3 separate regions of the Mus musculus genome follow, and all the other regions are linked to region 1. A link is a loop called in an ENCODE intact Hi-C map of the cell type or tissue named here. Cell type or tissue: left cerebral cortex. All regions are shown on one strand. Each heading gives the region's core, and the rest is flanking DNA. Links, peaks and the distances in the headings are about the cores only.

Evidence for each region. Hi-C counts contacts between places; a loop is a spot of excess contacts. Peaks named below come from ENCODE experiments on the same cell type or tissue, not always from the same donor. Only the 100,000 strongest peaks of a DNase experiment are listed, where the experiment ranks them.
Region 2: it touches region 1 in a loop (4-fold over the local background); 3 of 42 quality-filtered maps call a loop at or near these places.
Region 3: it touches region 1 in a loop (2.1-fold over the local background); 3 of 42 quality-filtered maps call a loop at or near these places.

What each region holds. Positions count from the first base shown.
Region 1 is chr2:38,139,995-38,150,361 of GRCm38, forward strand. All of the region lies in intron 3 of Dennd1a (DENN/MADD domain containing 1A), which reads right to left. Among named protein-coding and RNA genes, the nearest start is that of Dennd1a, 140 kb to the right of the region's middle. In left cerebral cortex, for the core only: no CTCF peak of the experiment used is centred there; DNase peaks (open chromatin) are centred at 4,195 and 4,579; H3K27ac peaks cover 855 bases.
Region 2 is chr2:38,347,989-38,358,355 of GRCm38, forward strand. Lhx2 (LIM homeobox protein 2) reads left to right here and starts at 3,320. Exons shown (of 5, transcript NM_010710.4): 1 at 3,320-3,905; 2 at 5,323-5,525; 3 at 6,461-6,864. The coding sequence starts at 3,786. Gm27197 (a long non-coding RNA gene) reads right to left here and starts at 2,752. Exons shown (of 2, transcript XR_374289.3): 1 at 1-2,752. In left cerebral cortex, for the core only: no CTCF peak of the experiment used is centred there; DNase peaks (open chromatin) are centred at 2,073, 2,518, 3,025, 4,217 and 11 more places; H3K4me3 peaks cover 7,216 bases; H3K27ac peaks cover 6,314 bases.
Region 3 is chr2:38,335,144-38,345,510 of GRCm38, forward strand. It overlaps Gm46736 (a long non-coding RNA gene), which reads right to left and starts at 4,067. Exons shown (of 3, transcript XR_001783286.2): 1 at 3,906-4,067; 2 at 2,076-2,185; 3 at 128-1,276. It also overlaps a transcript of Lhx2 not described here. In left cerebral cortex, for the core only: no CTCF peak of the experiment used is centred there; DNase peaks (open chromatin) are centred at 3,997, 4,232, 4,824, 5,196 and 1 more place; H3K4me3 peaks cover 2,503 bases; H3K27ac peaks cover 1,170 bases.

The sequences.
Region 1 (10,367 bases), core at 861-8,860:
GATCCCAGGAGGGAACCAGTACACCGTGTCACCACTGGCTTTAGGACATTCGCCACCTGGTTCCATGTCCCCAGGTTCCAACTCTTTTCATAATCAAAACACTGCTGACATTATAAACCCCAGATGGGTTTTCTAAAATCCCTCCCAATCAATAGATCCAACACATAACTTATTGGAGACAACACTGAGCTCATTGATTAAGGTGAGTTTGGTAGCAAAGTTTTCAAAATAAATGAGACAAGAAAATAGCAGTCAACCTCTTTGTGTCACCAGACAATTTATGAAATAGGCAATTTTCAAAATGCTTTTCTTTCTAAAGAAATATATGAGTTTTCATGTGAGAAGAAGCAGGAGCGGGGAGGGGAGCAGTCACACAACCCTTTCAGTTATGCATATATTAAGCAGCCAGCTGTATGGGAGCAGGAAAGCAACCTCCACAAAGCTCTGTCCACCAGGAGACCAAGTCAACACAGCCAAGGCAACGGAAATCAGAAATGAACTCAGGGCTAATCTTGGTCCACTCTGGGTTCATCTTACCTAATGGAAAATCTCACCTTAGGTCAGAAAGCCCATCAAGAGAATTTTCCTCACTGTAGAGAAAGAGGGGTATGTTCCAACACTGAGACATTCTCTGAAGAACTAAGTAAAGTTTTATATTTATAATATCTATTATAGAGTCCTATGTGGGAGTAAAGCTTTGAAGACCAAACTCAATGAATTTATCTGAGACTGTTAATCATGAAGTTTCACCGTGTCTCTCTAAATGTAGGCTTTGAAGGGATATGGGTAATCCTGTAACAGACATCCTTTCCTAAGCCAAATACTTTGTTTTCATCTTCAATGAAACCTATAAACAAAAATAACTTCTATTTCGCAGATGAAAACAGCAGTCAGACACAGACATACATACCCCACAAGTAACTACCCTCTGAAGGACAAATGTGCCAGCTGACCTTACAGTGTCTGTCAGTAAAGTACACTGAAATGAGGCATAGCCCCCATAATTAAAAGAAGGGAGGGGGAAAGATGTGCAAGAAAACATCTAAGAAGTATTGTGAATAAATAAATGTATTTTAAAATATATAAAACTACAATTAGCCTTTCAGGGCATCCTAAAAGCTTACAGAGCAGCTGACCATTTACCTTGGGGGAGAGAGGATAAAAAGGAAGGCAGCCAGTGGGAGAACATTTCCTCAGCTTTATATTTAATTTGTTTGTTAATTTCAAAATCATAGGTACATGAGGAAAAGAGAAGCTCAAATTCCTAGCATACTGTGTTCAGATTGGTTTTTAGACGCGTGAGGAAAAGCCGACCTTCCCACTCCTCCAAGCAAGAGCAGCATCACTGACGGCACGGGAAAAACCCAAGCTGAAAGTTACAGAGCACACATGATCCAAACATACAAAAAGCTAACAGGATTTGTACTTTAGGCCATTTCAAGCTAAGGCCAGGGACTCCAAGGAAAAGCTAACAAAGGTTTTTAGTGTTTATGATTAAGAACAGTAAAGCAGAGGCTCCTGGAAGCTTAATTAGCATAAAGTTCAAGGATGTTAATCACAAGTTTCCTAACTGTAAAATCAGTAAATAAAATTTTATTTTTCAATAGAAGCATCAAATTAAATTCAAGATCCATACCATGGTTAAAATCTCTTATTTTTCATCTCCCAGTGAGAAAAAGAGGCTTTGAATAAGGGGTTTCACAGAATGGTCTTTCAACATGAACATGAAAGCCAGGTCAGTTTTTAGCAACACTGCTCAAATGCGCTGTGCTAATGTTCTCTTTTAGGAATATTCAATATTTACTCCCAGCTTACTTTTTATAAATTTTAGTTTTTAGCAATACATGTAATTTTGAATTATACCTAACATTAGAATCAATGTGGTAATGTAAAGATAACATTAGAATCAAGTAAATTCATCATAACCTATAAGTGTATCATGCAATTTCTTTCATATAATCTTTTTTTTAAATTCATGCTGGGACCAAGCCCATAGCCTTGGCATTTCAAGTGAGTACTCTACCAGAGAATGACCTTCCTAATATTCTAAACATATGTTAACTTTTTACATACACTATCAAAGACTTTTAAAGATCCACGTTTGCACAATAGTGTATGACCTCAAGTTCAAAGTAAAAAAAAAAAATCCATGTTTTTTAAAAAAACAAATTTAGTTTAACATCTTTCCTTTCATCCAACTAACCCCTGCAGACAGTTATTCTGTGGTCACAGTGTTAAAGAGCATCCTCGATTTCAAAAGTTTATCTAACCAACTTTAAACTCCACAGCAAAGAGTTAAAAACCAGAGAGGCCTGTGCCAAATGCCAATACAATTTTTAGGGCTGGTGTCAAACAGTTCCAAAGTAAACAAATGATTTGGTTACCATTTCATACAATTCACATTTTGTGACATCAGTGGTACAGAAATAGACTTCACTTTACCCTTCTAAACTGTTTTAGCTTGATCGTTTCCTTAATCATTTATATTCCTGTTATCTGAGCAAGTGTGTTACCAACAATTCTAAAAGGAAAGGGAAAAGGTCTCAAGTCAGCAAATACCAAAGCAACAGGGTAGATGCAGTAAAACTACAAACACAATTTCCCCCAAGAAGTTATTTGCCCTCAGGAAAATACTATTTAGAGAAAGGAAGAAAGAGAGAGAGAGAGAAAGAGAGAGAGAGAGAGAGAGAGAGAGAGAGAGAGAGAGAGAGAGAGAGAGAGAGAGAGAGAGAGAGAGAGAAATGAAGGAAAAAGAGCACTGATAAAATACTATTTTGTAAGCATATTAAAAGCTGTCAGCTTTTAAATATTTTAAATGCACACAAAAATGTGCACAGATGGGCATCTTTTCTGCTCACATTAGTCTAGAAAAAAAAATCTTTCATTATCAAGCTCAAAGTCCTTGAATTTTTTAAACTTAATTGTGCCTCTATTTCTTAGAATTCACACCCCAAGGCCAAAGCTTTCCTGCCACCAGTCCTTCAAATCTGACTTGGACATTACACGGGAGGAGGCTCCAAGCCTCCCTGAGGTCTCACTCCTTTTACAACACACGAAAAAGCAGTCGATAATGGGCCCATGCTGAATTCACTGCTCCCCACGTCTCCTCTTGGGACACAAGCCTAGCAGATGTGATAAAAACTGTGTCAGAGAAGTGGCTCTAGTTTGTGCCTTAATGACAACTTAAACCTCTACACCAATACAACCAAGAGATGAACAGAGCTGCCTGTTACCTCTCTCTGCTGCCAATCTTCCAATACCTTGGAACTAAATTAGCGCCTCTCCCCACAACTTCCCCTGCCACCCCTCAAAACCTATTCTAATTTTAAAAGATAAATGAGTTCAGAAAACACACTGGTGGCACAAGTGTCTGGGTGCTGTGTGTGTGGATGTCCTATAATTAAACGCTGACACATATTTCATAGAGTTTGTATTTTCTCAAGGTATGATTGAACATTCAGATGTCATAAAAGACTGCCTACTAAACTCCCTCTGATCACCACCCCAGTACCCATATTCACATATACCGCTGGGAGATTTACAGCCTCCAAAAAAAAAAATGCTTCAAGGTCTAAAGATTATTTTTAAACATGTTCAAACATAAGAGAGGTGATATTCCAAGTTAATGAAACATTCTAATTATTAAAATTTATACAGGACAATTTCTTAAACCATAGGCGGTTATACTTTTCTTTTAACTCATAAGAACTCTTTGTCTTATCTAATGATATGGTACCATAAAAATCTATTTAAATGTGTACCTCTGATAACATTTTCTAAATTCTATAATTCAGCCTTCAGATGATGGGTCTTTTAACCCAGTATCTTGAAAGCCTATTCAGCCACAATTGCATACCCACTTAATCAGCAATCATTGTTCTGGGATGTGGGACTTTGTTGTCAAGACAAGCACCAAAACCTTTAAAAAAAAATTTTTTTTTTTTTCAGAACTGGCATAAGAAAAAAGTGATCTTTGTCAGACAAGGACAAATTTATGCAAATCTTTTATAAACATTCACAAACATTTATTTAGCTTTTGAAATGTTGGCCTCATTTGAGAGCATGAAAATGAGGGGGAAGTAGAAAAACGCAAAGGACAGCTTAGAAGCTGGCACGCTACATAAATATTCAGAAGGAAGATTATAGGATTCATGTTAGGCTGTCTTAGGCTTCTCCAAAGTCCACATAGAATAGCAAAGAACAAAACTAACGAGAAGTGCAGCAGATGTTAGACAATGCATCGGCCTCTTTTCCTCTCTCACTTGGCTATACTTGGACGCTTTTATATTTCCTTTCAATATGGTTAGGTCATTCAAGGATTCTCCTATAGACTCTGTATTGTGGCTACAGATCTATAAGCTGGGGGTCTGTCAGCTTTCCAAAAGTTTCCAATGAAAAGGCATTATGCAAATTCTACCTCTCTTACCCTCTTTCAGGGGGGAAAAAAGCCTCCAGTATGCAGTCATCAGAGTATTGGAAGCCCCAGCCTTCATTTCTGTATGGCTGTGTTTGCCTCAGGGCCACGCTGCTTGTTTTGACAGTGGATCCCCCTAGATAGTTGGGATTAGTCGAGCTTGTTTGGATAAACTTGAAATCAAGGCCTTCTCTAGGTAGACAGCTAGATGTAGCTACCGAGTTTCCAGCTGCCTCCTCCTTTCATCCCCAAACAACTGCAGATTCACAGTAGCTATCACAGCCACAGGCTATGTCACATACATAAGTACAAAATTAAAGGCTGCTAAAAGAAGCCTTTGTAAGTCTTAGTGCTAAAATAAGGAATCTGTACTGCTTGGTTTATACAAATTATTCTAGCACTACCAGTATGGAACTGAACCTATCAGTTAACAAGGCATGTTAATCAAGGCTCCTAGCTTATTCTGATAGACAGGATCATGGTTTAGTATTCACCTAACCTCCACTTATTAGCTCTTACATGAGGATAATAGCTGAAAATGTTGAAAAGGAAATAGCAGTCTTTATTTATCCAGTGCCAGGGAATGTTAGAAAGATACCATCAACAAACACTGCAAGCAGAAAACAGGAATCAAAGTGTAAATATTAGACCTGCTTTGGAAAGAGTATTATTTAGGAATGATTAAACAGGGTTCCACTGCACAGCCATCTCTATTTCACAACTAATATTTCTCCAATCTTATAATGAAAGGAGGACAGGAGGAGGAGTTAGGACTGAGGAAACTTACAGTCAGAACACACTGATGGCATTCTGTTACTGAGACAGAAGGCAGGTGATATGAAACACTAGCAAAATAAGAAAACTATGTAAGAGGTTTCCTAAAATCTAGCATTCAATATTTTACACTTTTTTAATCTCTTCAAAAGGCTAGCAAAATATAAGAAAATAATTCAACCTCATATATATGTTTAATTTACTTTAGTTTCAACACACACAAACTAGCAATTACCTGTGGCTGCTTGCGACCAGCAAAGGCTTTTCTAGAACATTTTCTAGATTTTTTTCTGTGACCCATAATGTTTGTAAGTCCTTTTCCCTTACAATGTCAACTCACACAAGGCAGCTTTCAATCAAATCTTTCACTCATCATCATGTATTCTCAGGAGTCAGCAGCTTAGGTCACTATTTCAAAGAGAAGCCCTAAGTACTGAAGCTATTCTAAAGCTCATTGTCATGGGCTTCATTTCTTGGATAACTTACAACATAAAGATCTGTTTAAGAACATACCACTTTTTCTCTAAAAGCCTGCAGCAAATATCCCAGGGCTTGGGATCAGTTACACTTTCTAGCACATAGTCTACTTTTAAAACTACTAAAAAGGGTCAAAAGGAAAACAATAACGTAATTTGAAAGTGACATTAAAAAAAAAAAAAAAGCAGCACCAGCACATTCCCACAGCCAGGCGTGGTAGTACACACTTGCAACCCTAGTACTCAGGAAGCCGAGGCACAAGGATCGCAAACTTGAGAAAAAACAAAACAAAACAAAACAAAACAAAACTAAGCTACACAGTGAGGCACTGTCTCAAAACACCACTGCCAACACACCTACCCACCTAATCACTCCAACATACACATTTTTTTTTAAAAAAAGTATTACTGAAAACACTAGTGCCAGGTTTCTAGTCAGAATCTGACCAGCTGACTACAGTGAGCAAACCTGAGTAAAATGCCAGCCATACAAAACTGAAGAGGCGAATGAGGAGAAAGAGGAAAAAGAAGAACAAGAGGAGGAGGAGGGTGAAAAAAGAAAACAGGAGAGAGAGAGATAATGAGAACTAATATTACAAAGACTCAGCAGTATCCCAAACTCTAGAAACCCTAAGACAATGATTATTAACCTGTGGGTCATGACCTCTTTGGGGATCAAATAATCCTTTCACAGGGGTCACATATCCTGCATATCAGATATACATAATGAGTCAAACAGTAACAAAATTATAGTTATGAAATAGCAATGAATTCATTTTATAGTGAACAGTTAGTTACCACAACATGAGAATTGTATTACAGGGTCACAGCATTAGAAAAGCTGAGAAGCACTTTCCTAGGAGGTAAAAGGACATTGTTAACCATACTGGTTCCATGGTGAACCGGCAATCACATGTGACAGTTGCTAAGTGGCCAAATGTCTACTAAAGGCCTTTAAATCAGAAAACTTCTTAAAATATACAACAAAACTGTAAGATTCTTTTTCAACACCTAGCATTCACAAATGTTTTGTGGCTGGACCTATCATAAAAGCATTTCCTCCTTTCCTTCACAATCCCCAAGTGAGGTCCATGGCTTTTCTAAGCCAACAATTCCACAGTCTATGAATTTGTCACCGTCTTTCCACTTGAGATTCATTCTGTTTGTAATTACTTCTGAAGCAGCATTAGAGGAGGGGAACTGTTTTCCTAATGCCCCACTCACTACTCTGTCCTATTCCATTACTTGTCCAATGTTCTGTTAGATGAAGAAAGTGGACAGCCTACTTCTTGGACCCCTCTCAAACCCTTTTCCATTTAATCCATTTCCTGGGACTTTCACTTTCTTCCCTCTTTGCAGCCTCCTCTACCTACGCTGTAGCTTCCACAGGTAAATTAGTAGGCTCAGTCCTCTGTTCTGGAAAGCCTCCCCAGTTCTAGGCCCAATTTCAACATGTCAAAGATCCAGGCTTACCACCTATACAACTCTGACCCATTCCATCTGAACAAGAAAGGTTCTTGGAGTACCACTGATTCTTTCTGGGGGTAGATGATCTATTTGTGTGACTAAGATTCAAACACTCACCATGGCTGTTGGATTTCAAGATAACTTATGAAGAAACACCTTAAGGTCCCCGAAACCTTTAAAAGTGTTTGAAAATATGGCAGAGAGTAAAGCAGCCCCTAAAATCAGGTCAGATCTACTTTAAGACCATCTTAGAAAGAAATGGCAATATTTTCCTAAGTGTATCACTTAAGCATGTTGCTGAACAGGTTATTTAGTAGCAAACAATGTGCTACAAACTAGGAATGAGACAGACACCAGGTATGGTGTGACCCTTATCCACATGGAATGTAAGATCTAACTGAAGAGAGAGGCTAATGAAATAAATGCATGGATAGATCATTTAAACTGCACAGGAGCTGAGAGAAAAGAATGGAAAGCTCTAAACAAAACAGCAAAGTTTATGTATATTCTGATTTTCATATCTGAATTTAGACATAAGGGTCATGAATAACTTCTCAGAAAGTGACAGAGTGAGAGAAGCTCAAGGAGTGAGCAGAAATTCACAAGGCAAGAATGGGGAAGACATAGAAAGAGGGAGGCAAGAGCAGCAGCAGGAGCAAAGGCTACTGAGCAAGAGATCCCAGGACATGAGCTTTCAGGAAGCCTGGCAAGAAAAGAGGGAATGTAAAAACAAACGGATGGGTTGGCACAGGTCACAGCCCAAGGGATCCTATGTCCTGGAAGGTAGTGTTGACCTCATGCACTGGGACTCACTGGAGAGTGTAGGGCCTTTTGCATCCCACCTACACATAACTTTTCAACTCAGACCCATTCTCAGCCCATACAGGCTCTAGGCACTTCCTGTCTCTTGAGTTACTATAACAATCAGTGAATATAGCTGCAAATCCAGAGACTTGAATTTACTAGAAAATCAAGTGTTAAAAGTTAAAATTTATACATGACATCAAAAATGAAATAAATGGAGAAGACTATTCAAGCCAATATGTGTATTAGTAGTTTATATTGTTTATCACTCATGTCTAAGAATATGGATTATATAGATAATTTCAAAGATTATACTGGTATAAAGTATAAATTTTATCTGAGTATGGAACCAGCATATCTAAACTTTGGTTTTTTTTTTTTCTCATATGCCAGTGGTTATTTGTTTTTTGGGAGGTATGTAAGTGGCTACTACAAAGAAACTGAGACTCAGATCCTATATTAAAAGTTCTACCTATGTTCAATGAGTCTATTACTAATCCCATAAAGAAGTTATCCTCTTGTAGATGAATTCGACCTTGAACATGAATAAAATTAGCTTCATATAGACTGGTGGAGGAACAGAAGGCACTGTGCATCTCATACCTTGATTAGCATTCTGTCTCCCCAGTTTCAAATACATAAGATAGCTACAGCATGCTCACTGAAGCTAAAGCCTGTCACCTACCTTACTTTCTAGTTGCAACTGTGGAATTAAAGATTTATGCTAAAGGGTCTTACAAAGGAGCAAACTTACTCCTCTACCATACTTGTGTTTCCGTGTAATAAATAGCCTAGGATGCTTACAAGTTTTAGGTTACATGCTGTGGTATACCAGAGTTAAAAGAAAGAGAGAATAGCTTGTCTGGAAGACAAAGATAGAGTGACTAGTTCACCTAGCTGACTTGAGATGAGAAACTGAAAAAGAATGTTGGAAAGCTTAGTTTTCAATCACCTGATGTCAGGCTCATCATCTAAATTATTTCTTTGCATTCTAGGTCTTAATACAATTTCAGATATCATCACCTTCATATGGAGCATCAAAATCTTCTCTTCTTATCAGTGAGTGCATATTAACTGACTCACTGATAACTGGATATTACCCAGAAACTTAGAATACTCAAGATACAATTTGCAAAACACACAAAAATCAAGAAGAAGGAAGACCAACATGTGGATACTTCGCCCCTTCTTAGAATAGGGAACAAAATACCCATGGAAGGAGTTACAGAGACAATTTGGAGCTAAGACAAAAGGATAGACCATCCAGAGACTACCCCACAGGGGGGGGGGGGGGCGGGGAATCCGTCCCATAATCAGCCACCAAACGCAGACACTATTGCACATGCCAGCAAGATTTTGCTAACAGGACCCTGTTATAGTTGTCTCATGTGAGGCTATGCCAGTGCCTGGCAAATACAGAAGTGGATGCTCACAGTCATCTATTGGATGGAACACAGGGTCCCCGGTGGAGGAGCTAGAGAAAGTACCCAAGGAGCTGAAGGGGTCTGCAACTCGATAGGTAAAACAACAATATGAACTAACCAGTACTCCCAGAGTCCGTGTCTCTAGCTGCATATGTAGCAGAAGATGGCCTAGTCGGCCATCACTGGGAAGAGAGGCCCCTTGGTCTTGCAAACTTTATATGTCCCAGTACAGGGGAACGAAGGGCCAAGAAGTGGGAGTGGGTGGGTAGGGGAGCAGGGCGGAGGGAAGGTACAGTGGACTTTCGGGATAGCATTTGAAATGTAATGAAGAAAATATCTAATAAAAAAATTGAAAAAAGTAAATAATTATTAATAGCTAACTAACTGAGTAAATTAAATTTAAAAAAAAAAAAAACTTCTCTGTGTTTTATTTCCCTTGTGTTACAAATGGAGATTTCGAGATTTCTTTTTTTTTTTTTTTTTCCAAGACAGGGTTTCTCTGTGTAGCCCTAGCTGTCCTGAAACTCACTCTGTAGACCAGGCTGGCCTTCAACCCAGAAATACACCTGTCTCTGCCTCCCAAGTGCTGGGATTTAAGGCGTGAGCCACCACTGCCTGGCACAAATGGAGATTTCATAAATTTTTTATTTGTCCTATCTTGCTTAAATTTTAGACTGATGGGTCACAGTGTGGATACTATTTAGTTGTCTATTATTATTATAAAAAATTTTATCTTAACATACATGCACAGTACCACAATCCAAGAGCCATGAATATAAAGCAGGTAGGCATCCTAGCTTCCTGTCTGGAGGAGGAAGTTACACAGGCAAGTTTTGGGTCTTCTGATAGAAATAGAGACAAGGCAGGGAATAGAGAATTGTCTTAGCAATTAAGATCATTGGCTACCCTTCAATTCCAAGAACCCACATGGTAGCTCACAACCTTCTGTAACTCCAGTTTCAGGAAGTCCAGCACTTTTTATGCACTTTTTTAGCACCAGGCACATGG
Region 2 (10,367 bases), core at 1,632-9,631, 210 kb after region 1:
AATTACACCTTGTCAATCACCGGCTATGAAGACATAAAACCAGCGCGCACAATGAAATAGTTGCCTGCAGCGTCAATTAGTTGGCGATTCCGAGGGTATTTGCGTGGCCCTGCTTTGGCCGCTCTAATAACGGGACAGAGCGCCGGGAACAGCGCGCAGATCAATCACCCTGGTTCCGCTGCGGCCGGCGCCCTCCTCCCCCCTTCTCCCCTCCTCCAGCCTGGCCTCACTTTCTCCCTGGGCTGGGCGCTTCCTCCCTCCGCGGCCCCGGCCGGGTGGCGCCGCCTGCCCCGGGAGCCCCGGGAAGTTTGCGCGCGGCATCTCCGCAGCCGGCAGCCGGGAGCCCCGCAGCCTTCGGGGAGCGCCAGGGCTGGTGGCCCTTTTGTTGGAGAAGGCGTGGAGGCGCGCTTTTGTTCTGAGTTAGTCACGGTGGCCGGCTGGAGGCTGCTACCTCATTATGCGGCGGGTCTGCTAGTCTGCGGGGAAGCAGATGGTAGGGAGGTAGGCAGTGGCTGCAGTGGCCAGACCTGAATCCCGTTCACCTGTCACCTTCCACAAAACACAGGGTACCCGGAACTGAGGGTGCTTTACCCCTGACAGGGGGAGAGGGTCGAGGACATTTGTGAATGTTTCAGTTACCTGTCCTAGCCTGATCCTCACCCCATCCCCACCCCACCCCCCTGCATTTCTCTAGGCTGCGTTTCCTCGCACTGTGTAAATGTCACTCACGTGTCAGGATCTGTGTTTACAGCCTGTTCCTCGCCTTGCCTAGTCTCCCAGGACAGGGCAAAGCGACGTCTCCCAATGATTAACAAACTTAGCGGCCTCTGAACCCTGGGCCGGGGTGCCCAGATGCCTCCCCGCGGCGGGATATGAGCTTGAGCCTCCAATAGACACTATTGCGTCCTAACCAGATGCGAGGAATAAATAGAGAAGTGCCCCATGGGGATCCCAACAGCCGGAAAGTTGAGGCCAAGGATGGGTGGGGACTGCCGGTCAGAGAGGTGGGTACCGAGTGGTGTACATCTCTTTATGGGTATAATTCCCTACCCTCTGGGCAGCTTTTAACAAGAATCACCAAGTATCCCCTCCCCAGCTCTGAAGGCAGCCCCTTGAGTCCAGCCAGCACCAAGGACATCACCCCAGGCTTCCTACAAAGTTTCCTGCCCCTTGAACAACCTCCAGACCAACACTGGTGACTCCCAGATTCAATTTTCATTTCCTACTTTCTTTGAGAAAAGAAAAAACCCCACAAAACTGTCCCAGATACCCCAGTATAACGTGCTAATATATTCCTAGAGTTGATCGTGGGCCAGCGTCTATGTGGGCACTGAAGGACTGTCTGTGTGGTTGCACATGCACATGCCTGTCTTTAGATTGATGGTCTCTCCCTAAAGTTAGAGCATCTTTACACATGCAGTGTGTACATACACATGCATAACTTAAAGAGTTTTTGCAAATACACCTGATAGGAGCTCACAGAAGATCAAGTAGGCTCGCCTTAGCACACAAGTGTTAGTCCTGGATGTTCAGATGCCTCCTCCGTATGATGCCCACCTGTATACCTCCTGTACTGTTGTGCTGGTTATTAACAAAGATAAAATTCGTGCTGGCTGTATTTTTGCCAAAAAGAGACGAGCATGAACATTTTCACACATGGGCACGAGCTTAGGCAACACCAGTGCAACACCTACTTGTGAGCAAAAGTTATGTACACTATGTAAAAAGTATGACTTCATGCTGCCTCAACTGTGTGTCCTGTGAGATAAACTACAGAGGTCCTGGCTTCCCTTTAATTGTGCCAGGCAAGCAGACATTTCAGACTTCATTTCTCCCCACTATCACATGGAAAGAAAGCAACTTGTAAAACGGACCTAGAAAGGAGTTTCAGTAACTGTCTTGCCCTTTTTCTTTTTCACCCCAAATCACATTTTCTTTTCTTTTTTTCTTCTTCCCGAATCCCTTCCTGTTCCACCAGACACCTAGCCATTGCCCCGGGTTCAGCCACGAGACTCAGGGCTGGCAGTTGGGATTTGCTGGGCAGGCCATGTTATTGTTAGTTCTTGTGCAACCAGGTGGCAGGGTGGGTCCAGAGTGGGAGAGCTAGTGGGATGGAGTACCCCATAGGAAGGAAGAGAATAGGCCTCTGGTCTTTAAGAACTGCCAAGTATATCCCGGAGTGAGAAGATCCAAATAGGAAAAGAAAAAGAGGGAGCGATTAAGAAATTCGCTGAGTGCCTACTATGCTCTATATATTTTCCACTCATTTCTTTCATCACACCCAAACACCTAAAAGGAGGGGGCCTTCTTGTTTCCCTTTGAGAAAGTCAAACATTGTAAAGGAGGTTGAGTCACTGTCTCCGGATCACACTGCACGTACATGGGAGAGAGCTATGGACTCCTTGTTTCTTTTTCTGAGTTCCTAAAGACATGCCTCCAGACTGCAGAGCTTTGGAGAAATCCAGGAGCTACACGCCTGGCAGTATAGTCCCTAGCTCACTTGAAGAGAGGATATGCTGGCCGGCCCGCTACCCTTGGGAGTCATTGCTCTGGTGGCACTTGCGCCTGGTCCCCGGGAGGGCTGCGCTGCTAAACGCAGCGCAGAGAGTAGCGCCCCAGACCGAAGCCCAGATGGGCGGGAAGCAGCCGAAGGCTCTTGAAACAGTACTCCTGGTCTGTCTTCTCTGCCCCTCCTCAACCCCAGGTTCCAGAGGCCAAGGGGGAGAATGGAGACTTCCTCAAGCATCCTTTGGCAGCGCTTTTTTAGGACAGAGACTCCAGGAAAGGTTTAATTTTTCTTCCTGAAGAAACACAGGAAACTGTTCGCAGCCTAGAAAACTCCAAACCCCGCGCTCTCCCTTCTCCCTCCCTTGCGCCTCCTCCTCCAGCCTCGCCCACCAGCTCCCACCACCTCCTCTCTCCGCTCCTCTCCTCCTCTAGCCTTTCCCCTCCCTTTGGGTCTCCCGCCTTCCCGGAGCACGCGCTGCCAAGGCCTGGGGCGGCGGGCGGCCAATGGCACGGCGGCAGGACGTGATGTCAGGCGCGGCTGTAGAAAAGGCGCGGAGGCTTGCGCTGGCGCGGACTGCAGAGCCGAGGCTGAGCTCGGCGCGCGCTTGGGTAGCGTTGCGCGCGGCTGGGCCCGCGGCCGTCGGCTCCTCCTCCCACTCTGCTCCTCCTCCTTTTTCCTCCTCCTCCACCTCCTCCGCCGCCGCCTCCTCCTCCTCTTCCTCCTCCTCCTCTTCAATTCTCCCAGTGGCTCGGCTCAGCTCGCAGGCTTCGCGGAGACCCCCTACTCCAGTTCGCCTTTGGTTGGGAACACACCCCGGGGGGAAGAGACGTGCAGGCATCTGGGCCGCCGCGGGCACCTAGCTGTTCCTGGGTGAACCCCGACTGCAGCCACCGCCGCCTGGGGCAGAGTTTGCGCCCCTGATTTGCGCCCTGGGCGCCAGAACCCAGCTAGCGATGCCTGCGGCGTGAAAGCGCCCACAGCGGGCGCCGACCTCTGCCCTGGTCTCCCGCCCCCACCTCACCCCCTGCCCTTGTGACCCTGGCTTCGGCGCCGCCGTCCAGGCGCCCCGCGATGTAGCTGCCCCCACGCCTCGGCGGGAGGCGTCCTGGCCCGCAGGCGCCCGCGGCCCGGAGCCCAGCCTGGGGGCGCAGCCGAGCTCGGGCGGGGCCGGGGCCGCGGTGGCGATGCACTGGGCCGGTTAACGCCGGGAGCGCCAGGCAGCTGAGGCGGGGGGCAAGCCCTTCCTCGGGGCAGCCGCATCCCCGGTCCCGCCGCGATGCTGTTCCACAGTCTGTCGGGCCCCGAGGTGCACGGGGTCATCGACGAGATGGACCGCAGGGCCAAGAGCGAGGCTCCGGCCATCAGCTCCGCCATCGACCGCGGCGACACGGAGACGGTAGGCGCGCGGCTGTGGAGTTGGGGCTGAGAGCTGGGACCTGGCGGGGCCAGCCAGCGCCTCTGTTCCCCGAACTTTAGGTAGAGTCCTCCGAGACGCACGGGACCAAGGCTGGGGAATCCTCGGACAGGGTGCAAGGCCCGGGGCACCAGACTCAGGGGAAACTCAGCTGCTAGAGAGGAGGAGGGAGTCAAGGTTGAAACCCAGATCTGGACTGCGAGGGTGGAGGAGAACGTTGTTCTAGAAGTGGAAGGGGAGTGGAAGTGGAGGCCACTCTCTTCTCTCCGCTCCCGGAGGCGCTCCGGTCCACAGACCTGACTCTCCACTACTTTGCTCCTGGTGCTGGCGCCGACGCCTCGGGAAAAGGGAGAACCGGTGGAAGCCCTAGCTGGTTTGAATCGCTTTCAGTCTTCTGGCAGTCTGGGATTCTCTCCTTAGCTCAGTTTCAGGGCCCTGCGACATCTGGGCCAGCACTTTCCGTTGATCGTGACCCGTGTTCCTAACTGGCTAGATTTGGCCAGGCAATGGTTCGGAGTTCAGTCACCGGCCTGGCTTCTGCGGAAGGAGACTCCATTAGGTTCTCTGTACCTGGCTCTGCTGTCCCGGCCCCAAATAGCCTCCCCCGGGGCCAGACTAGCAGACGCTGCCTAAGCAGCGGCTGCAGTGACCTTTAGAGACCGAGGAGGTGGGAAGCCTGGCCCGAGTTTCTCCCTTCTAGAGCCACAGCTCCGTGACCTCCGGGTTTCCCCTAAGCCTTTCTTTCCGGATAAACCTCCGCTGCTCAGTTTTATTAGGAAAAAAATTTCACATGGGCCTGCCTTGCACCCTCCTGGAAGGTCGCCCTGTATCCCACTTAACCTACTCGCAAGACCCAAGCGGGAACCAGAAGTTGCTGGACTTGCCCTGGGCTGAACCTTTGGTCTAAGGATCAAGAGGCTACTGAGGCTTGGGGCCAGGAACCCTGCTGCCTCTGAAGAGGAGTACCGGTGGAGGAAGACTTTTAATACTCACCTTACTTTACTGTCTTGGTTCTTTTCTGAGGCCCAGCACCTTTAATAAACACTTTGAGGAATTCCCTTGGAGAGCTTGGGGGAAGAGACCCCTCTGTCCCAATACTTAACCGCTGTGAGGATATCCTGGGGCAAGGGCACGAGGGCAGGAATAGGGAGACCTAAGGCCTGAGAACAACTTAGAACTGTAAAGTGTTGCTGCAGCGGCTTGGCTCGGTGGTTGCCTGGAGCTGAGCTGTGCAGCTTGGGCCTGGTAGATGGAGAAAATGGGCTGCCCAGTTAGACCGTCCTCTAGGCGGATTCAGATATAACCAGGGCCAGGGAAGGAGCTCAGGGAGAGTTTTCTTGGTGGGAGCATAGCTGTAGGCTGTCCCTTATGGCAGTGTTCTGTCTTTCTCCTTTTGTAGACCATGCCGTCCATCAGCAGTGACCGGGCAGCGTTGTGTGCTGGCTGTGGGGGCAAGATCTCTGACCGCTACTACCTGCTGGCAGTAGACAAGCAATGGCACATGCGCTGCCTCAAGTGCTGTGAATGCAAGCTCAACCTGGAGTCGGAACTCACCTGCTTCAGCAAGGATGGCAGCATCTACTGCAAAGAAGACTACTACAGGTAGATCCTACCCAGACCCTGCCCATTGGCCTTCAGGGACCCACACCTTCCACCTCCTTGGCTTTCACTCCCAGTCCAGGTTGCCCCACCCAAGACCCTTCTTCTCCAAGCCAGCACCCACCAAAATTTGGTGACAACTTTCTAAATTAGCAATTCGGGGCACCCTTGGAAAGAATCATGAAGTGTAGGAACAGAAAAACCAATGTTACCCTCCTTTCTGAGTTTAGGGTGCTTAAAAAGTCAGCCTGGGTGGGTGGGGTCTTCATGCTACTTTCCCTTTTGAAGTTTCTTGACTCAACCAGAGGAGACAGAAATAAGACACCCCAAACTCTGGCAGCCTGGCTGACGTGAGAGCACATTGGAGGGGGAGCTAGAATAGTTCAGCAGCTTGGGGTCTTTGGGGTTGGGGGTGAGGCCTATAGTAAAAGGTGGCCAGGGTTAAAAAGTAAGGGCCACGGTCGTCTTTCTCTTCCCCAGCCTTAGAGTTAGGGTCTATTTATAGATTCTCTCTGTGTGTCTCTATCTCTATTTCTCTCTTTTCCCATCTCTGTTTCTTCCAAATTACAGCGGTGTGTAGAATTCCCAGGTGCTGGTCTAGAGGGAAGGGGCAAAGGTTGAGGAAGGGGTAAGTGAGGGAGTTGCTCCCCATTCTAAGTAAAGTCTTTCTTAAGACTTGCTCAGATCCTGAATAAAGTAGACTTTCCTGTGGGTGTGAAGATGGCTAAGGAAAACTATTTCAGGCAGGGCCAGGCCTGGGTTAAAATCTAGTTCCCTCCTCACTAACCCTCTAACTGGAGTCCAGGCTGTCTGTCTTGAGGAGGGGACCCCACCCCACTCCCCAGTGACAGCAACAGCACCTGGAGGAGGGGTATAGGGATATGGGGGGGATACCCAACCATTTGTCCCCACAGCCCCTCCCTCCATGGTCCCCACAGGCGGTTCTCTGTGCAGCGCTGCGCCCGCTGCCACCTGGGCATCTCGGCCTCAGAGATGGTGATGCGCGCTCGGGACTTGGTTTATCACCTCAACTGCTTCACATGCACAACGTGTAACAAGATGCTGACGACCGGCGACCATTTCGGCATGAAGGACAGCCTGGTCTATTGCCGCTTGCACTTCGAGGCTCTGCTGCAGGGCGAATACCCAGCACACTTTAACCATGCCGACGTGGCAGCGGCGGCAGCCGCAGCCGCAGCAGCTAAGAGTGCAGGATTGGGCTCAGCCGGGGCTAATCCGCTGGGTCTTCCCTACTACAACGGCGTGGGCACTGTGCAAAAGGGGAGGCCGAGAAAGCGCAAGAGTCCAGGACCCGGGGCAGATCTGGCAGCTTACAACGCCGGTGAGTGCAAGACCGTCTGAAGCCTTGGCGGTGTCGCGGGAAAGATTTCAGTGTGCTTGTTGTACAGTGGGTACCTACGCACCAGTGTTCTGATAGAAAGGGCTTTAGCACTCTGGCTTCCAGTCCGTGCTCCTTCGGTTGAAGCAAGCATTAGGAGAGAATGCATTAGTTCATTGGTGATCCAGGTGCAGGACCTTGTCGCTGAGAAATTGTATTTTGGAGTTGCCTTTGGTTTGCCTCACCGGCTTTGCTGTGCAGAAAGTGCGGGGGGGAGGGGGTTGTGCGGGGGAGAAAGGCGGTGCCGACACCAAACAGGCTCGGAGTGGCCGAGGGTGGGGAGACCAACAGCTCTAGGCAGCGAGGGTCCCAAGAGAAAAGGTTGGCAGTGGCCGAGAGCACCATTGGGTTTGGCTTGCAGCCCGGTTATATGGAATGTCCCCAGGGCCACAGGCTTGGATCTGTTACTAGCAAGGGCTATGGGTCCTTCTGTCCAGCCGGATCTTCAGGCACCCGGCACCTCCAGGTCTCGGGGATTTCCCTTCCCCTCCTAGCAAGCAGCTCTACCAAAGACACTGGAGCTGGAGGGTCCTCACAGTAGGCTGTGAGGGGCTCAATTCGCATTTCTTTGTCGTCCGGGGGGCTTTCCAGCGGACTCCCACACCATCCTGGCTCTGAACAGTTGCGAAGGTTCTGAGGCCCAGCAACATCTGCCCGAAGTCTGCAGGGCCAGGAAAGGTTTAGGACTCGCCTGGCTTTTTAGTTTAGTTTAGTTTATTTGTAGTCGTTTCCTCTCTTAAGTTTGTAACAACAAATCCGATGCTCAATTTTTTTTTCTTCTCCTTTTCCCCCTAGGGTAAATCACAAGATGGGGGGGGGGGGGTTGGAAAACCAAAACAAACCAAGGTTGTAGATCGGCTATGGGTCAAAGCAGAAATTAGGTTCTTTAGGATTTTAAATAGTCTGAACTGCATGCGAAGGGAAATGTGGGCTAGTAGAGGAGGTCCTTTTTCGGTCCAACGAAATTTCGGGATAGAGGGTCCTGGGACCTACTAGGGAAGGGAAAAATGCAACCCCCGGTTGGATAAGTGATAAAGTGGTGGTTGGTTCAGCGATTTAAAATTTGGCAAAAGTACTACTAAAGATAACGTTCCTTAGAGCTCACCCACTAGCCTTAAAATACAGTAGATTCGGTCCAGGCCCATTTCTCCCCAAACCAAGTGGCCTCTTATTTATCAGCTGGGTCAGCTTCCTTAAGAAAGAGGTGAGGTGGGGTCTGCTCCCGGGTATCTGGTGTGTAGGGAGTTTTCTTGGACGCACCAGGTTGGCACCCGGTTTGTGACTGAGCAAAAAGAGGGTGAGAGGTTTCGGGATTTATTTTTGCTTTTTGTTGATCAGTCTTGTCCTTCCCAGGAGGCAGCGGGAAGATGTGGCTGGTAGCTGAGTTCCGGAGAGGCCCCTCTGCTACCTCATTTTTCTCTTTGGGCCCCACACTCATTCCAGTCTTTTCTGTTCTGTTCTTTCCGCCTCTGTGTTTCTCGGTTTGTCTGCTCCAATTGCGTGTGTGGGTCTCGGCCTTATCCCGCCTGGACTCAGTCCTGGGAGGAACGGCGCTCGGGCCCACAGGCAGTAGCTGTGCGGCTCAGTTTTTCGGGGCTCCCGGGACTAAGTTGTTTGCCCGGCGTAGCCAGACTTCCCTAGATCTTTCTTTCCGCCTCCTCCTTCACCTCCCAGCGCCCGCAGGAGAGAAATGGCTGCACTGTGGGCCTTGGGATATCTGGGGTTGGAACATGGGACCCAGAGAGTTGAGCGTGAGGCTGTGGGCTCTGTGTGCGTGCTCGTGGAAGAAGGCTTCGGATTGCGAGGACACCAGTTTGCGTGTGTAAGCGCCCTGTACCCAGGGGCCAGACACACGGACACTTTGCAAATCGGCTGGGGGCGCGGGGGAGGGGGAGGGCTGTCCTATCGAGGGAGGTAGATCTGGACGCTTGGTAGGAAGGGGAGTAGCGGGTGTGTGGGTGTGGGTGTCCCTGGGCCCGGGGCTTCTGGAAGAGTGACCCAGGCCTCAGGTCTTAGGGTCGTAAAGTTCTTCCGGGGCGAGAGCTGTGGCCGCCCGCCTCCCACGGACCCTCTGGTCTTGGCGCGCTGACCTCGCTCCAGAGGCAGGATGCAAATCTCCCCGAAACCCGAGCGGGGCTGCAGGTCAGCTTGGGGCTCATGATCGGTGGTCGGAGCCCGCGAGGGGCCCCGGACATGCACTTTGCGGAGCTATTTGCGCGCCACAGCCGCGGGAGTCTTGAGGAGATCGGCTGGCCGGCTCGGCCTCCCTGAGCCCCAGCTTTGTGTGTGTGTGTGTGTGTGTGTGTGTGTGTGTGTGTGTGTGTGTGTGTGTGTGCCTGGCTGCGTAATTACTGATTTGATTCCAATCCATTATTTAGACAATTGAACCTACAGTCTCGTCTTTAGTAAAATGAGGCGAAGTCAGATTTGATTACAGGTTCAGTCCCAGCGACAAGAGCTCGAAACCCGATGGGTTAATAACAGATCACGAGTAAATTATTCATGATTTTACGAGCTCTTTAGCTCCATTGAATCGGCCTAATTGAGAGGAAAAGGGGGGGGAGAAAGCCCTGGTCCTCCCCACTTCTCTCAGCCCCCTCGCTCCTCCCCAGAACTGATCTTGGGGAATCCCCACACGGCCCCGGGCTTTAGGGGCGCGAGTGAGGGGGGTCTGGGTATCGGCGCCTCCTCCACCATCCTGGCTCCTCCAGGTCCAGCTCCAGCTGCAACCCCGGCCTTCACGCCCGCCCGGCGGGGCCTCGGCCGGGTCACCTAGGGCTCCCAAGCTCTTTCCTCCTGGCTCGACTTCCTAGCCAGTAGACGTTTGGAAAAGTCTTCTCCATAGGGTCCTTGTCTCCTTGAGCCCAGGATTAGTTCTGTCACGAGGACTCCCCACCACACATCCCCTTTATTTCCGAGACTCTCCATACTCTCCATTCAGCTCCCTTTCCCCCCCCCACTGCCCCCACCCCGCTTTCCCGTTCTCCTGGTTGCCAGTTCTCTAGCTTTCTACCTCTGTCGTCTCTCCCACCCCCACTCCTCCTCGGTACCACCTTCCCCCATAGTAGGCCGCTCTCAGGGCACCTCCCTTGGGCCTACAGGGCGCCAGGGTCCCCACGGAGCTCATTAACAGCAGTGAGGCCCAGGTGGGGGCTGGGCAGAGGGATGAGCCCAGAGATTCCCCCTGGGGGAGGCCTGCCCCAACCCGGCAGAACTGGGGGCTGGGAGAAAGAGGAGGGTCCATTCCCTGTGCTGTTTAGTGCTGCTGGCTCTCAGGAGTGGTAGTCTGATCCCCCTTTAAATTCTTCACGCTGAATGTTCTGGATGGGGTATCTGGATGCTTTGGTACACGTGGATACAAACTGATATAAGGTCGTTCCTGATTTACAGCTCAGGTTTTGAAGTAGGAACCATTGAGGCAGTGGCTTTTGGGTAAGGGTAAGGGG
Region 3 (10,367 bases), core at 916-8,915, 200 kb after region 1:
ACCAAAAAAAAATTTAATGTTTTTCAGGTTGGCTCCTCTGTCTGTTTGCAGTCTCAGAGGAGGTGTCTGCATCTTTAGAGTTTTCCACTTTTCAACTTCTGGGGACTGAAAAAAGGGTGTGGTCAAGGCAACATAGGGGGTTTTCAATGCAAGCTGGCCTCTCTCTGGTTCTGCTGTCATATCCACATGCCTTGAGGAAAGGCCCCAGTATAGGGCCTCTGTGAGGTATATGCTCCTGTCTCTTCACTTAGGGATCCTTAGCATCCCTCTGTGGTCTCATCCCCAGAAGTCAGGTGCCTGCCTGGACTCCTGAGGACTCTGGGATTTTGAGACTTCCTGAGCTCTGTCTCCATTTGCCTCCATTTGTGCAGAGCCACCTGCTTCTTTCCTCCCCTCACTCCCAGGGAGTACAGGGGATGCCTCAGTTTCTCTTTCTTCTCATGGTCCTTTCTATTTCCATTTCTTTCTTTCTCCTAGACTCCATCTGCCTGTCCTTCTTCTCTACTACATCCCCTGGGGTGTGTCTTTCTCTGTGTCCTTGGCAGAGCTGTTGTCTGTCTGTCTCTCAACTCAACTTGCTCTTTTCATGGTTACCTGGCATGTCCAGGAATGAGCACGGGATTTCTTGCTGCCTTAACAGAATGAGAGAATCCTTCTGTGGCAGGGCAGCTTCTGAGCCCTTCTACCCATGACATCCCTCCTGAGAGCTACCCACTAGCTCCCATTGCTCCTTAGAGCCCCTTTGCCCAACCAGGGGGCAAGAACCCTTAGGGCCACATTGGCAGGGTGTCTGTCTGTTGCCCCAAGGACCAGGTCTCTGTGGCTTCTCTTAATGAACCAGCCTTCGGTGGCACATTCATTATTCCTGTTCAGTCGCTTCGAGTCAAAACTGATTAGTTACACTTACCGTCGCAAGATGTAATGATTTTATTGTTTATCTTCAATTTATTTTGATTAACATCTCCGTTCTTTTCATTGCAAGTGCAATTAGGTGCAATCTAACAGCGACTACTTTAATTTTGTTGAAATTAAGATGAATAAGTGACGGCTTATGGTGCTTTGTTTAACAAATAAATCATAGTTAAGAGGAGTGTATTAGTAATAAATGGGGGGGGGGAGACAGCTTAATTAAAATTCACGGAGCCAGCCTCTTGATGAACATCCAAAAACCAAATCTGGATTCCAAAAATCAGAAGAAGCTGAGGGTTAGAAAGACCCTTGCTGCCTCTGGACATGAGGATCAGAAGATGACAGACTGATCCCGGTTTTGAAGCTGCTGCTGAGAAAAAAAAACACGCAGAATATTATGATCCTCCTAAGAAGGTCCCACTTTGTTTCTAGGGGAAACTAGGAAGAAGCAGATGTGGGGCGGGGGAAAAGAGGCCCTATCACCCACTAAGAAACCAAGGGCAGTCCACATCCTGATTCCCTTCTGGAGACCACTATAAGCAGGGGACAGGTCCCCGCCCCCATCTGTGTGTACGGGGAGGGCCAGGTCACCCAGCCTGGGGAGTCCCTCCAAAGCCCAGACCCCAGGGCAAGTGAGCTCTCCTCCCCGCTGGGCTGAGAGGGACTTCCCCATCTCTTGATTTGGAAACAAAGTGCAGAAAGTCAGCCCTGGAAAGTTTCCCCGTGTGAAGTTTAAAAGCGCCTGTGCCGGAGAGGCCGGCTTTGAAGCAGCTCGCGGGCCCCTCGGCAGGCTCCTGCGAGTCAGAGGGCCGGCCTTGCCTCAGATCCGCCGTGCCTGCCTCCGCAGGGCTGGGAAATGGGAATTGTTTTTAAGTTGAAAAATTACTTGCTAAAGGAGCTAACTCCTTTACCACCGCCCTTCTTTTGTTCTCAGCTGTCTCCTTCTTCGCTCTGCCTTCTCTTTCTTTGCTTCTTCCTTTTAGCGGAAAAAGAACCAGCAGGCCCGAGTTCAAACCCTAGAACAGGCCGTGTGACTCTGGGCCAGGGGGGTTCACCTTTCTGGACCCTAGCCGTTTATCAGAAAAGGGATGGTAACCGTGCCCAAGAGGCAGGGACGACTTGAAGACCGGCAGGTTACTGCAGGAAAGTGCCTGACACCTACTTACCTGGCACAGAAGAGCTCCAGAACTCTATAGACCTTTCTGCCTGCTGCTTGCTTCTCCACAGGTCTCCTGCTCCGGGGCTCATTTGAGTTCTGCTTTCTTCTCTCAACGCTCTGAATGGAAGGAAGCTTTATTTTGTTTCCATCCTCCCAGTAGGTGTTACTGAGTGTCTGCCTTGCACTGGGTGTGTGCTACTCTCTGGTAAGTAAACCAATTCTCAAGACAGGCTTACCCTCAGATAACTTCCAGTCTCAAGCACTCTATGAGACTTCCTCATAGATGTCCTGTGTTCCAAAGTGTCTATAATTGTTTTTGTGAGTGCAGGAACAATGGCCAATGCATAGCCTGGCACACAGCAGAGGATCCCTGGCCATTGGTACAGCTCCTATGTGCCTGACTTGATGACACAGAGAACTAACCCTGAATATGTACTCTTAGGATGGTCACTTGGGTAGAGAAAGTGGTGGCACCTTGAGATAGAGAGTGTTTGAGATAGGCCGGTGGAGAACTAGAAAGACTAAAGGCAAAAGTATGTCTTTGCCTAGACCTGGCTTCTTCCAGTACAGAAACATGAAACCGTGACTGAACTGGTAGATTAATATGAGTAGTTCCCACCACTGAGGTCCAGAGTTCTACAGATGCATTGGGCCTGCCCCCTCAGCCTGGATCACTTCTTCAGCCCCATTCTCCTCCCACACACCCCAGTCTCGCTGGGGGCATTCTGGCCTTGGCGATTCTGTCTCTGCGCATTCCACAGCTTTCCCCCATTCCTTTAGTAACCCCTTCTAGTTGACTACATTCTACTCTACCCCCTCAGGTCTCTGCTTTTATGATCACACCTTGAGAAAGTCCTTCCTGATCCCATCCCACTTCCAAACCACTTTCCCAGAATACTTGATCTCACCACACTCATCTGCTATCATGATATGCAGTATCCCTGCATGTCAGCCTGCCTCCCCAACTAGAAGCCAGGGCATAAAGCAGAAACCATCCCTGCTTGTGAATTGCCGTCTCTCCCAAAGAACCTGAATAAAAGCTAGGGCAGAGTGGAAACCTCCATGGACTGACACTTTAGACAAACCACGAATAATCTAACTCACAACTCTGAAAGGAAAACTGGCAATTGTTTCTATTTCCTAGACCCAAGAAGCAAGCTTGGAGTGGTGTTTCCTGCCCAAGTAAGTGATCTTGAACTCACTACTGTTTGACTCTGAAGACTCAGTCTAGGAAACACCTCTTGGTGCTTAAAAGCCAATCATGGGGCCTAGTAAGGAAAATCCAGCAGGTGACCACCTGGGATATCAGACCCAGCTCTGGACTGTGCCCAACCAAAATCTGGAGTAGGCATTAAGAAACCACAGTCACGATTCAGGAGAGGCTTTGGAGACCCCAGAAGAAATCACCCTTGACACTCCCTGCTAAATTGGTCTCAGGGTGCCTTGGTCGCCAAGCAGCTGCCACTGTGGCTGCTGCATTTGCAAATGTGTGAGGTTCAGAAGGGGATCCAGAGCCACTGGCACATCCTGCTTCCATACCCTGCTTCACAACCTTCCTTATTTATTAGCCTGTATTAAAGATAATGAAACTGCAACGGGGTAGGGGGTGTGTGACTTGTCCGAAGTCCCAGGGCAGGGAAACGACTTGAGTTGAATTCTGGGGACCTCTGCTTCAAACAGGAATAGGAAAGAACAACCAATCTTTCTGAGCAGAGGGAAAAAGGGGTAGTGAGTGGCAGGGGACCGACGGGGCGGGGGGGGGGGGGCGTAGAAATGAGAGGGAGGGAGAAAATGGTGAGAATGAGCGAGGAGCGAGGGGTAAGAGAGGCAGCCCCACCTTGGGAAAGAGAGGCGCAGCAAGGAAGAGCTGGAGACGCAGGGAGGGATCCGGGGAGGACAGCAGACAAGAAGATCGACAGACACCGGGGATGGAGGGAGACGGAGGGGGGCGGGCCGAGCCAAACGGGGAGCGGAGCGGGCGAAGCCAGTGACGGGGCGGGAGCGGGGGCGGGGGTGGGTGGCAGCGAGGAGCCCAGCGGGCGCGGGACGGCGGCGGGCGGGGCGCCCAGGCCAGGACGCTGCGGCGCGGTCGCCTCCTCCCGGCGCTCCCGCCAGCCCGGCCGCCCCCGCCCGCGCCCGCAGCCTAATGACCGCGGCCGGCCCTAGCCCACTGGAGGCGACCGTCAGCTGGCAGCTCGGGGCTCACGGGGACCGCGTGCCGCAGTCAGGGTGGCAACTCCCGGGACTCCACGGACCCTGATTGATTTGTCAGCTCAGGCGAGCCAGCAGCCACTCCGATCCCTGAGCGGCCCGGACTCCCGGGCCGGCCCCTCAGGCTGGAGCGCCCTACTGGCCCCAGGAGGGAGCCCCTGGTCCCCCGACCCGCGCCCCGGCGCCCCTCCCCGGCCCCCTGCGGGCATCGCCAGGCCCCAGGGCTGCCATCCGCCCCGTCCCCTCCTCAGGGCACCGTGCCAGCCCCTCCAGCGTTCACCCTGCTGCTGCCCCCCAGTCCCGCACCGCTGCCCCCTGCGCCCTGGCCCTGGCCCGGGGCCGCCCGCAGAGCCGGCCACACCCGCTGCCGAGGGCTCACGAAGGTAAGAGGCGCCGGGACTGGGAGGGCTGCGCGTAGGGCACGGGGCTGGGCCACCGCGGGCACCCGCAGGTCGTCACTGAAGCTGCGGCTGCCACCCAGCCTGGAACTTGCAAGGGCCGGTCAGGGATATGAGATGAATTGTGGATTGAGACCCTAGAAGGAACTGGGTAATAGTTACCAGTCTTCCAGTCCTGGGCGAGGAGAGTCTGGCTTTTGGATACGGAGTTCTAGTATCCATTTCTTTTAAGGAATTCTCTCTCACTATCCTCTTTCAGTCTCTAAACATCATTTCCTGATGTCTCTTTAGAGGAATCATCCCATTTCATCCCCTTTTCCTGAACAAGAAATAGGTTTCTATTCGTCTTCCCAAACAAGCCTATTTTCTCTTTCAATTTAGAAGAGGTTGTTCCCTCTTTCTCACTCCTCAATTTACAAAGATTTTCTCTCTACCCACAATTTACAACCATCGAAGTCCAGTAGCACCCTCCCATTGAAGGAGCTTTTCTGTTGTCCCTTTCCCCCACTTAATTATGTGCAGTTCTTTAACTCAGGACAGGAGACCTGGTGTTTTTACTGGTGTGGAGGCAACGCAGAGATACTTCTCACTCAAAGCTGGGTACCACAAGTCCATCTCTGCCAGAGCGAAGACAGCTGCCCAGTCCCAGTCAGGTGCATGAGTATTTGTTTCCAAGGGGCAAGAAGGAAAGACCTTACCCTCGAACAAAGAATTAAGGCTAAGGGAGACTATTTTAGCATCTTCCATGGTAGAAGACTCTCAGCCTCTGAACAGGGGGTCACATCTCGCTTTCCTCCTGCACCTCCTTAACTTTAAAGTACTTTAATGAACACACAGAGAGAAATCATTTGTTTTTCACTGCGTGGTGAGCAGTCTACAAAGAGAAATAGGAAAGGAGGGAGAAAGCCTTAACTCTGATCCCCGCAATTAGTTCCCTGGGATGAGGGGGGAGCAACCCGGGAGCCTCAGTTCTTCAGACACAAAAGCATTTAGATCGCTTTAGACCGGTTAATCCTGAGTCTGGCTCGGGTCTCTTTTGTTTCCCAACTCCATTGTGGGTTTTGTGCAGTTTCTCTCTGTTCGAGTGATTGACTAGCCAATGGATGGTAATTATCCAAATGTCCCCTCTGTCCTTTGACTGACTTCTCTGTATTATGGGCAACTGTCATGCATTCTGTCATTCCATATCATATTACACGTATTATCATATGAAGTCCTCCTCCTTTAAAGGAGGGAGCCTTGGCCCAGATGCTGCTGCTTTTAGAAGGAAGGGCCCCCGAATAATTTGTGCTGGGCACAGTGTGCAATACAGGACAGGGGACTCCGGAGATGGGAGGTTCTGCAGGTAATTTTTTTTTCCTAGCTGGGGGTAGGGGTGGTCTCTGGGGTTAAGGTTCTAAGGACTTGTGCTGGGAACTTGGAGTAGGTTTACCAGATGTATTTTTTGGATCAGATCTCTAGAGTTATTTGAATGGGTCTGTAGGTTCCCTTATGGAGAAACTTAGAATCAGTTCTTTGAGCCCTGGATATGAGAAAATTCTATATAACTGGTTCCTTTTGGGGTAACCTATATCATAGTGGTACATGCTCAGGAAACCAGCCCTTGGGATTCTAAAATGCACTTTGTACCTGTGACCCTTTACAGGACAAGTCCTTGGACCCTTGCCCCAGTTTGCTGCCAAGCAGATTGGGTATTGAGGAACCCAGATGTATATATTTCATACTACCACATACTAATACTAAAGCTTTGAGAAGAAACCAGCATTTTTTTTTTTTTTTGGCAATGCTTTTGCACAGTAAACTTAGTGCCCCTTGGTGCAATTGTGTGTGCCATCACTTAAGAGGAAGGCAGGATTTATAACAAGAAGGCTTTGCAGACAGAGACTCTGGGGTCCTCTGAATCTGTGGGCAGAAGTAAGCCTTTCTTCTGCTAAAATGTGAAAAAAGTATTTTATTATTGCAATGGATATGAAGTGCTGCCCAGATGTACAGTCTCGCAGTCAATTACCTTGTTCTTCATCAAATATATGAGCATTAATTCTCCAGGAAGGAGGTGTGTGTGTGTGTGTGTGTGTGTGTGTGTGTGTGTGTGTGTGTGTGTGTTTCTTTCTCCCTCTCCCTCCTCTCTCTCTCTCTCTCTCTCTCTCTCTCTCTCTCTCTCTCTGTGTGTGTGTGTGTGTGTGTGTGTGTGTGTAAATGAATGGATAGATGAATGCAGGAGAGAGAACAACTCACATTCTTTTTAAGACCACAGGCAGACTATTTTATGGGAAGCTTGATATACTGCAATAGATGCTTTGAATTTTTCAATGATCAAATATACATGATCAAGCTGTGCATGTTAGGGTGGCGAGGTGTGCTGACGGTCAATGGTTATTGATCAGGCTGTTAAGTATTTCTGCTCAGTTTTAGAAATAAAGATAGATCCCAGATGATTTAAAGAATTGGATAACTAAGATACTAGCATTTGGTTTCTTTGGCAAAGAGAAATGAATGGCTGGTCAACTGAAAACATCCCTACCACTGTTTAACACCCATCTGAAAAGAAAGAAAGAAAGACCTTAGAAAATGAGAATTTTATTGCAGACATGTTCAAAAAACGATGTAAAAATATTCCAAATATCTTATCTGTAGTCTTCCCAGAGCAACCACTTTACTTGACCCAGCCTTGTTCACAGGCTCAGAGTTTACATCTGTCTGCATGGCCATTCATCTGTCACACACACACACACACACACACACACACACACACACACACATACACACACACCACAATTTTGCAACCAGTTTTGACCCACGCTGATTCACAACTGAAGAGATGCAGAGGGAACCATTTCTTGGGGTAGGATCTAAAGTCCTCCACCCATTCTGCTTAGGAACCAAGCTAACTGGCCACATGGCTTTCCCCCAATTAACTAATTTCTCATTAATCTAAAGATCTATTTAGAAGGTGTGGAGGGGGTGGAAGATAGAGGTTTAAAGATAATCTCTAATTGGTCTGGAAAATTTAGTCCATGATACCTAGAAACACCCCCTCCCTTTTCCTTCTTTCATCCCCATCTCTCTGGCTCCTTTTCCTATGTCTTTTCTCATTTTTCCTTCTAGAAATTAAAAGGTGAACTTGAAATGAAGGAGTTGCATTTCATCAGACACTGGGGTGGGGGGGGAAGGAAGTGAAAGTGAACTTTTAAATTTTTATTGTTAATAGCAATCTTATTCATAACCATCCAATTAGCTATTTTGTAAGAGACTCATATTCAGGAAAATCACCTCTCACGCAGATTGTGAAACTTAAGCATACAGACAGAATTGATAGTTGAGATTTATTTCAATACCTTAAAAAGACAGAATGTAGAGTTTTAGATATTTTTCTATTTGCAAAACATTCTTTTCAGCTATGTGCACCTCACCAGAGGAGCTCAGACATCCCTATTGACAAATCCTCCCTTGAGATGGAACCAAAATTGCCCCCCCCCCTCTCTCTCTCAAAAGAAAAAAAGTAGATCCATCCTGAAATGGATGAATCTGCTCTGATTGGGTGGACATGCCCTTTCACCTTATTGTGTCTGACCTATCACTTAATTAATCTCTCCCAGATGCAGAGCTGTTGACAATGCCAACGATAAGCAGTATTTGGAACAAAGCAGGAAGCTTTTAAAAGAACAAGCCACAGTGAGGTTTGAGGCTCTTAAAGATGTGTAAATCATCAGCTTTGGAAAGCCGAGTTTGTTAGAACATAGCTGAATGTCAGAAATGGTCCCATGTTTGCTGGAAACTTCCTGTGCCTTTCTTAAGCCACTGATGTCTATGTAGATTCATTTTCTGCCTCTCCCCTCTCTGTTCCTGCCTCACTTTCTTCTGCCTGTCCCTCTGTCTAGACTCAGACTCTCCCTGGCTAGTTTCCTAAAAACTGCCCTTTGCTTCTTAGCCTTGTATTGGGCTCTTCAGATCCTTTTTATACCATTAGAGCTATCAAGGTGGTCAGCTTCAGAGGCTTTGAGTGACAAAATATTGACCGCATTGGCTAGTACCTATGAACAAGTGTGCTGGAGGCACCTTGGTGACATGCAGGGGATAGTACATTAATTAAACAACTTGCTAATTGCTGTTTAAGTTACTATATAGAGAAAATAAAATGGGTTTATAAAAGATGACAATTTGAGGAATTCATAATTTTTTGCTGAAAAGGTTGTTCAAAAACAGGTCCCAGAAACTGCTTTTACTTGTCATCAACTATTCAGCCAAGCTTCAGTTAATGGTAATATATGGTCTGGGACCTTAGCTGGGCCTGACTGATGGAAGATCTTTGTTGAGTCTGGTGCAGGTGGCACTGTTTAATAAGCAAGGGAAGAGTGGGTAATGTAGTGCTTGCACAGAGAAGTAAATGCAAAATAGATCGCTCTAATTATGGCTGCCCACAGAAATGGATGCAAGCTGAACTGGTCAACTGATTGGGAAGTTTCAAACAGATCCAATTGTCCAGTGCCTTTACCCCACCCCCTCCCCTCCTCCTCCTCCTCCTCCCCTTCCTCCTCCTCCCCTTCCTCCTCTTCCTCTCTTCCTCCTCCTCTTCCTTTTTTTTTTCTTATTCACTTTTGAGGGCTGATACAGTTGTTTGAAAGTCAATTTGGAAGAGCTTGTATGACTCCAAACAAGCACAAATTAAAAACCTGAGTCTGCCAACCTACCAATGTCTGCCTTAACTGTCTAGGACCCCTTTATTGGAGGGTCAACGTCAGTGATAGTACGGGGCCATCTGAATACCTCTTCCTGCCAGAGATCCCCACAAGCTCATTGAAGACTAGTTTTCATATTTCATTGCAAAGTGTCAGAGATTTGTTTTTGTTTTGTTTTGTTTGAATCTCTTTATGCTTGAGAAAAAATGAGTCTATAGGAAATCAAAGTGTGAATACTTAAGCAAACAGAATTTCCCATATACCTGCAAGGGCTCTAATGATTTCCATTCATGCAAAGATAATCAATGGGACATTAGTTGTTTTAATTAATGGAAGAATTAAAAAAAATGTTGGGGGAGGGGGTGCCTAGAGGCTGGGCTTTAGCTGAAGCATCTGTGGGAAATGACTCATTTCTCACCTAAAGAGACAATGGCAACTTCCCTGGATAGCAATAAAGATTTGCCAATCAGACCCAGGGAAAAGTTGGACTGGGGATACTTACAGGTCTTTTGCTAAGAGCCCTGGATGAGATGATGGTCATGATGACTATTTCTCTCCCAAACTCACTATTCCTGTTGGAAGGTTGGAAATGTACCTGAACCTACACTAAAGAGAGGAAGCTTCTGGACTCCCGAGGAAGGTGTAATTTGAGTTGAAGCCTGGTATGATCTGTGATGGTAAAATCATATCAAGGCTGGAGAGCACAAAGCAGTGTCCCTTGGTTAGGATGACAGAAAGGATGGGTTTGAATGGATGTGCTAGGTGTGGGATGATTTATAACTAGCAGTAGGGTCTGTAAGTGGGTGCAGTCTTTTGGCCTTTGGTAGGGGATCCTGGGAGAAATTTTTTAAAAAATCCAGAATCTTGAGGCAAAACCTCTTTCTCTTCTATGGAAGTAGTTACCAAACCCACCTTCAGGCTAGTGAGCCATAGCTGGGCACCTCAATCTATTAATGCTGGTGTATGTGAAGCTCATAAAAGATTTATTAGAGAAACTTGTGTTCAAAATGGAGT